2 separate regions of the Homo sapiens genome follow, and region 1 is linked to region 2. The links are chromatin loops, found by intact Hi-C in ENCODE. Cell type or tissue: heart left ventricle. All regions are shown on one strand. Each heading gives the region's core, and the rest is flanking DNA. Links, peaks and the distances in the headings are about the cores only. Region 1 overlaps PELO-AS1 (PELO antisense RNA 1). Region 2 overlaps PELO-AS1 (PELO antisense RNA 1).

Evidence for each region. A loop is a pair of places that touch in the nucleus more often than their neighbours do. Peaks named below come from ENCODE experiments on the same cell type or tissue, not always from the same donor. Only the 100,000 strongest peaks of a DNase experiment are listed, where the experiment ranks them.
Region 1: a loop joins it to region 2, with 2.9 times the contacts of the local background. A loop is called at or near these places in 18 of 110 quality-filtered maps.

The regions. Positions count from the first base shown.
Region 1 is chr5:52,775,795-52,778,613 of GRCh38, reverse strand. All of the region lies in intron 2 of PELO-AS1 (PELO antisense RNA 1), which reads left to right. Among named protein-coding and RNA genes, the nearest start is that of ITGA1, 11 kb to the left of the region's middle. In heart left ventricle, for the core only: no CTCF peak of the experiment used is centred there; no DNase peak of the experiment used is centred there; H3K27ac peaks cover 1,410 bases.
Region 2 is chr5:52,726,253-52,729,071 of GRCh38, reverse strand. All of the region lies in intron 2 of PELO-AS1 (PELO antisense RNA 1), which reads left to right. Among named protein-coding and RNA genes, the nearest start is that of ITGA1, 60 kb to the left of the region's middle. In heart left ventricle, for the core only: no CTCF peak of the experiment used is centred there; no DNase peak of the experiment used is centred there; H3K27ac peaks cover 1,546 bases.

The DNA of each region.
Region 1 (2,819 bases), core at 153-2,652, 49 kb before region 2:
CAAACAAAAAAATACTACAACGAAATAGGAAAGTATAACCTAAACAAAGTGGGGGGAAAACAGCAATAGAAATCATTTGTTAGGAATCCCAAATGTTGGATTTGTTAGAAAAAATTTTGTGAGCCACCACACCCGGCCCACAATTTTCTAATATGTGTTAATGCTATGTGACAAAATGCCCTGATTCCTACTGCCAAAGGTTCAACTTAATGTATATACCCCAAAACCCATGCATTTTTGCTCTTTTTTGTTTTTTTAATGGTTGTTGAAGTAAAACAGCCCATCCTCTTCAAGTCCACCTATGTTGTTCCTTAGGCATTCTATCTTTGCTCAAATTGTTGAAGGATGGTGGTTTGTTTCACGGTTTTTTTATTTGAGACTAATGAACATTCTAACATGATAAAGGCAATTATTACTGTGTAGCCATGGTTTTCTGAAAAAGATATTTTAGAAATTGTATTTCATATCTTAAATAAAATTTGTTTCTAAATTTCAAAGCTAAAAAAACCCCCAATCAAGTCAGCAAGTTAAAAGTCAGTTTGGTTGTGTCCTAACATTTGAAACACACACATGACTGTTAGTGTGTACACACACACACACACATACCCCTCAGCACATAATCCCCACAATATGGCAACGGTCTATGCAGAAACACAAGATGAGGTTATTTTAAAATGCTTACCTATTTAGAATGAATCTTTGCAATATTTCTCTCTTTTTCTTCCCTTAGTGACTTTATATTACTGGTTCATAGGCTTCTAAGTAATATTGTCTTTCACCATTGTTTGAAAAGATTTAGTCTCTTTCCAAATTTGTGAAGTTACCAAGTTCATAAGAAGTTATGAAGTTCATAAAGTCTCACAGAAAAAATAAGTATTATCTGCATGACGTTTTATAATTAATTTAGAATTTGTTCCATTTATAGTTATATTTGAATTCAGCATTCCCATTAGGAAGGCTAGGTAGATAGCCTAGTTTTAAGAAATTCAGAGCAACATAATAAATAGAATTGCTACGACTGAAACCCAAATCTGGAAATTTTTCGTATATATATTTTTTAAATTCTGTGTACCCACAATCTAGGAACATTTTAAAGATCATTTTTTAGATAATTTCCACTACGCTGATATTTTAATTCTTGTCTGTTTGTAGTAAATATACACAAAATATCAAAATAAATCTCTAGGACACATCTGTTTCCTGTTCATTGTGCACATCATGTTATAAGCTTTTGGAATGAAAATCGACATTTGAAAACCTCAAGAAATGACAATAGCAGCAGCGATGATGTTTTTCAGCTCTCACTGCTAATGTGGGAACTGATTATTTATTTCAAAAGCTTTTATAAAATAAAGCAAACCTTGAATATATTCAGCTAGGAAATAAACCTTGAAATTATATGGTTACCAATAACAGTAAATTAGAGTTTCAACAAATAACTCAGTGATTTTCTTAAAAATGCTAAACATTTCTTAAATACTTGCCCAGATTGTTTTTGTTAATTTTAAGATGCTTTCAAAAGTTTACACCCATGCGTGTGCAACATATATACATATATTATTCTTTCTTTTAGGTAACGCAGTTGGTTAAAGGACCAGAACGCATTCCTAAACAAGTGTACGTTTTAAAATAATCTTATGTTATAAGCAGGTTGCCAACTTTTGATTTGGAATAGTTTGTTGAAGTTTGCCTTTTGATCTTAACTAGCTAAATTAAGATAGCTTAAATTAAGAAATTAGGAAATCTAAATTAATTTAGATTTTTTAACACCTTAAAAGATCTATTTTAAGGACTTGAAAATTAGAATTCTTTAGATGAGAAAACATGCCTAACATTCCTTATTTGAAATGGAAACTATTAATATTTAAACACATATCAGACATCAAGGACTAAAAAATTATGCTAAGGTAAAGATGAAATTATCTCTATTTCCTTTCCTCTCTTCCTTCCCTTTCTCACTTCCTTCAAGGGAAAGTTTCTGCAGCCTTTGGCTCTTTTTTGTAGAAATCAAAGATCCCTCGCTAGGAATGAAGTCTCTCTGGTCACACACATAAACATATGCATGTAAATATATATGTATGCATGCATTTATATATGTATTCACCTCCCACTCTGTCAGCCATGTCCCAACAGGTATTAAAAGTTACAGCAGCAGGAGTTTGGGTAACATGAAATAAAGGAGATGTTTACTGAGGTGTAGACAGATAAGAGGAAACCAGCAAACCATCTTGAGTCACCAACTCTTTGCACCCCCAGACCTCAAAGTGCAAAGGAAGGAGCTAGTATTACCAGTGAGAATTAGAGTCTTGAAAGGGAGTGGGTGTCCAATAGAAGCTGTCCTTGTGGAAGGCGCCAGCCAGTGGTTTGAGATGGGGGAGGGTAAAGTTGTGTGTAGGGTTAGAGGGAGCTAGGGAGGGCATAAGAAATGTTTGACATCTTTCTTTTTCTGCCCTCCAATATCCTGCCACTGGCTCCCACTGGCCTAAGCTTCCAGGCGGCAAGGGGATCCCATCCATATGGATCAGTCCTCCTGCAACAAAAAGCTGGGTGGAAAAGGGTCCAGAATGGATCTAGGGGGCAGTGGCAGCAAATGGAAAATAACCAACCCCCGTCTCCAGTGCTTCATTTTCTCAGTTTGGCTGCCTACTGGCCAGGCAAACTAACCTCTCACAGCTCTGACTGTGTGCTTAGGTAAGTGACCATTCCTTTATCTGGGGCTACAACATGAAAGCAGGCAAGGTCACCCTCTGTCCCGGCTTTCAAGCCCTAGACCTCATATTATGGGTATTGGTGCTTGGGGGTGTTTTCCAACACTTCCC
Region 2 (2,819 bases), core at 37-2,536:
CATTCATATTTCATTTCAGTGGGAAGGCCTGACAATAAATATATACTAGGAAGTCATTACTGAATTGAATGCAGTTTTACGTCTTGTGTTCATTTATACATTTTTCTGGAGGGAGAGTTCATTGAATTCATGGAAATGGTTTATGATCACCAAAAATTAGAACCACTAACCTATCACACTCTGCCAATTTTGACGGGAAACCAAAGTACAAACACTGAGTGATTTGCCCATCACCGTGTAGTTCATTCATGGCTAACTTAAGATTGAAACGCAGGTGTCCTGGTGTTCAGTCATTATTGCACATTGTAGGGGAAATAATCTGTGACTTTTCCTTTCCTTTCTATATTTATTTTCTTTTTAACAATACCTGCATACTTTTGACGCTCAACAAATTCATGTCGAGAGCTGGGAATCTGGTCAGACAGATTGTAGTCCTAACTTCGTTATTACAGAGTATAAGCTTTGTGATTCTAGAAAATTGTTTAAAACTCTGAGCTGCAGCTTCCACATCTAGATTGATGCGAGTAAATTGTAACTGACAGATTATTGTGAGGATTAAATGAGATTTCTTATACACACACTGTGTATGTGCACATACACAGTGTATGCACATACACATACATATTATTTGGCTAACAGCCTTTCGCCTGATAAGCATGTGAGTCATTACTATTATAACCCTTTTTATAAGTCTGTTCTTTGGTGCCGGGTCTCCAGCTTCTAAAAAATTCACTCCCTTTCACCAAACTGTGATTCAAATAGCAGCTTGGAGCTCTTGTTTAATTCTGGGAAGACCCAAGGGGCAGTAGTAACTAACTACTACAAAGTACAGACCTTAAACTCTGGAGCTTGGCTGCCTGGGTTCAAATTTTGGCTCTACTCTTTGTCTTTTTATGTGTTGTCTGAATTTTTCATAATAAGCATGTGGTAGTTTTTCTACTAAAAAAAAAAACAAGCTATTTTCACTTTAAAAAACAACAACAACAACATATGGATCTATTTTTTGGTGACTTGCCATTTCTGTTCCTTTGAAATTCATCCTGTGTCTTTGGAAGACTAGGATATGTGGCTCTCCCTGCCTTAAAGGGATCCTGATTGATCTTCTCTGGTGGCAAGAAAGCTCAGCCTCCTCCTTCCTGCAGGATAAAGGAGTGGCTTGGAAAAGTGGTCAGATCGGAAGGCCCTCGAGACCAGCTCCCTTTCCCACAGCCCTTCAGTGTCTGACTCAGAGGGAAACTGGCGCTGTTCTCTGGTATCCTCTCTCCTTTCGTCTCCACACCTAGTGTGCCAGCGTTGTTCTCCAAACAAAGAACAGACCATGTAAATTCTGTGACCGAAGCTTCATTGATATGAAGGAGAAACAATTGCCAGACCTATTCTGGCCTTCTGTAAACAAAACTTTTTTTTAGAGAAAGCTTGCATGCCATTTTTAGAGAAAGTTATTGTATGCCAGAAATTAGACAGTGAGGGAAAGGCCAAATTCCTGGTGATATTTATCTTGCTATTCTGTTCCCTTCAGGAACTATCTCTCTATCTCAGGATAATTTTTTTGTTTGTTCTAAGAATTATATTGTGTATGAAACTCTGTGCATGCACAAAGATAAATAATTTTCTTTTTTATTATTACAGATAGAGAAAAATTTGAAATCCTTGACAGTTTCATTTTCACAAAATTAAACTGAAGTAAATCATACATTATATAAATAATGTTAATTGATCTTGCTGATAGCATATGGAAAAACTTGGTTTGCACTTTTCCTAAACTAAAGATAATTGCTTTGACAAAGATGAAAAATATTGCATAAGAAACATTTAATCTCTTGTCAGGATCTGGGTAGCCTTATAAGGCTCTGAGATGGTGTGCTGGGGAAGATATCAAAGAGATGAACAGCACAAGTGAGCAGGCAGTAAAAAGCTCAATGGCAGAGAGAACTCCAAGGACTTAAAAATATGTACTCAGACATAAGCTTATAATGCAAGTTATCTATATTGTTGAGCAAAATGGATATGTATATTTTGTATTATGTAAGTCCTTTTGTTTTTCAAAGAAGAGACACTCTCAGATTTCCTTAGATCTATTCCCCTCAAACTTTCCCACTGAAGTATTCCTAAATGGGAGAGGAGTAACAATGGATACTTTTCAACGTGTCAAAGAGTGGTGGGTTTTGGATTTAGAAGAGACCAATATCACCATAAGATCAGACTCTAAGACCAGGGAAATAGAAACTAGAAAGGATCTTGTCACTTTATTGCATTAAATAGACATGAAAGAAGGAAGAAGGATGAGGTATATCTAGAGAAACCCCTACCCTAGTTTAAGGGGCCAAGTTACACATGTCTATGTTTGATATTAAGACATATATTAAAAATACAATTCATACCAGAAAAGTCATGGCATTCTCAATTTGAGAGCTGGGATGGACTTTGGACAACCCTGATGTTCCATACACATAATTTCAATATTATACTTGAACAGAGGAGCTGAAGAGAGTTTTCCCAGTGCATGAAAACAATGAATGGTAAAATAGGAATCATCACCCAGGTTCCTAAGTGCTGGTGCAAAATTCTTCCAGTTTCCACTCCGTTGCCCTCCCATGAGTCAAATGGTTTTAGTGTGGTCAGTGTCTTCTGCATGGAAATGCAAGCATTTCACTTTTAAAAACATACAACTTTAAAACTAATGTAAGCAATTTAAGTAACGGAGATGGCATTAATACAACCAACATGCCTATCAACAATTATTTAACTATCTCAACCTTCAATTTGGAGAGGTCAGTTCTTTAAGTGAAGGAATTATCCAGGTTCTAATTAATGAAAAT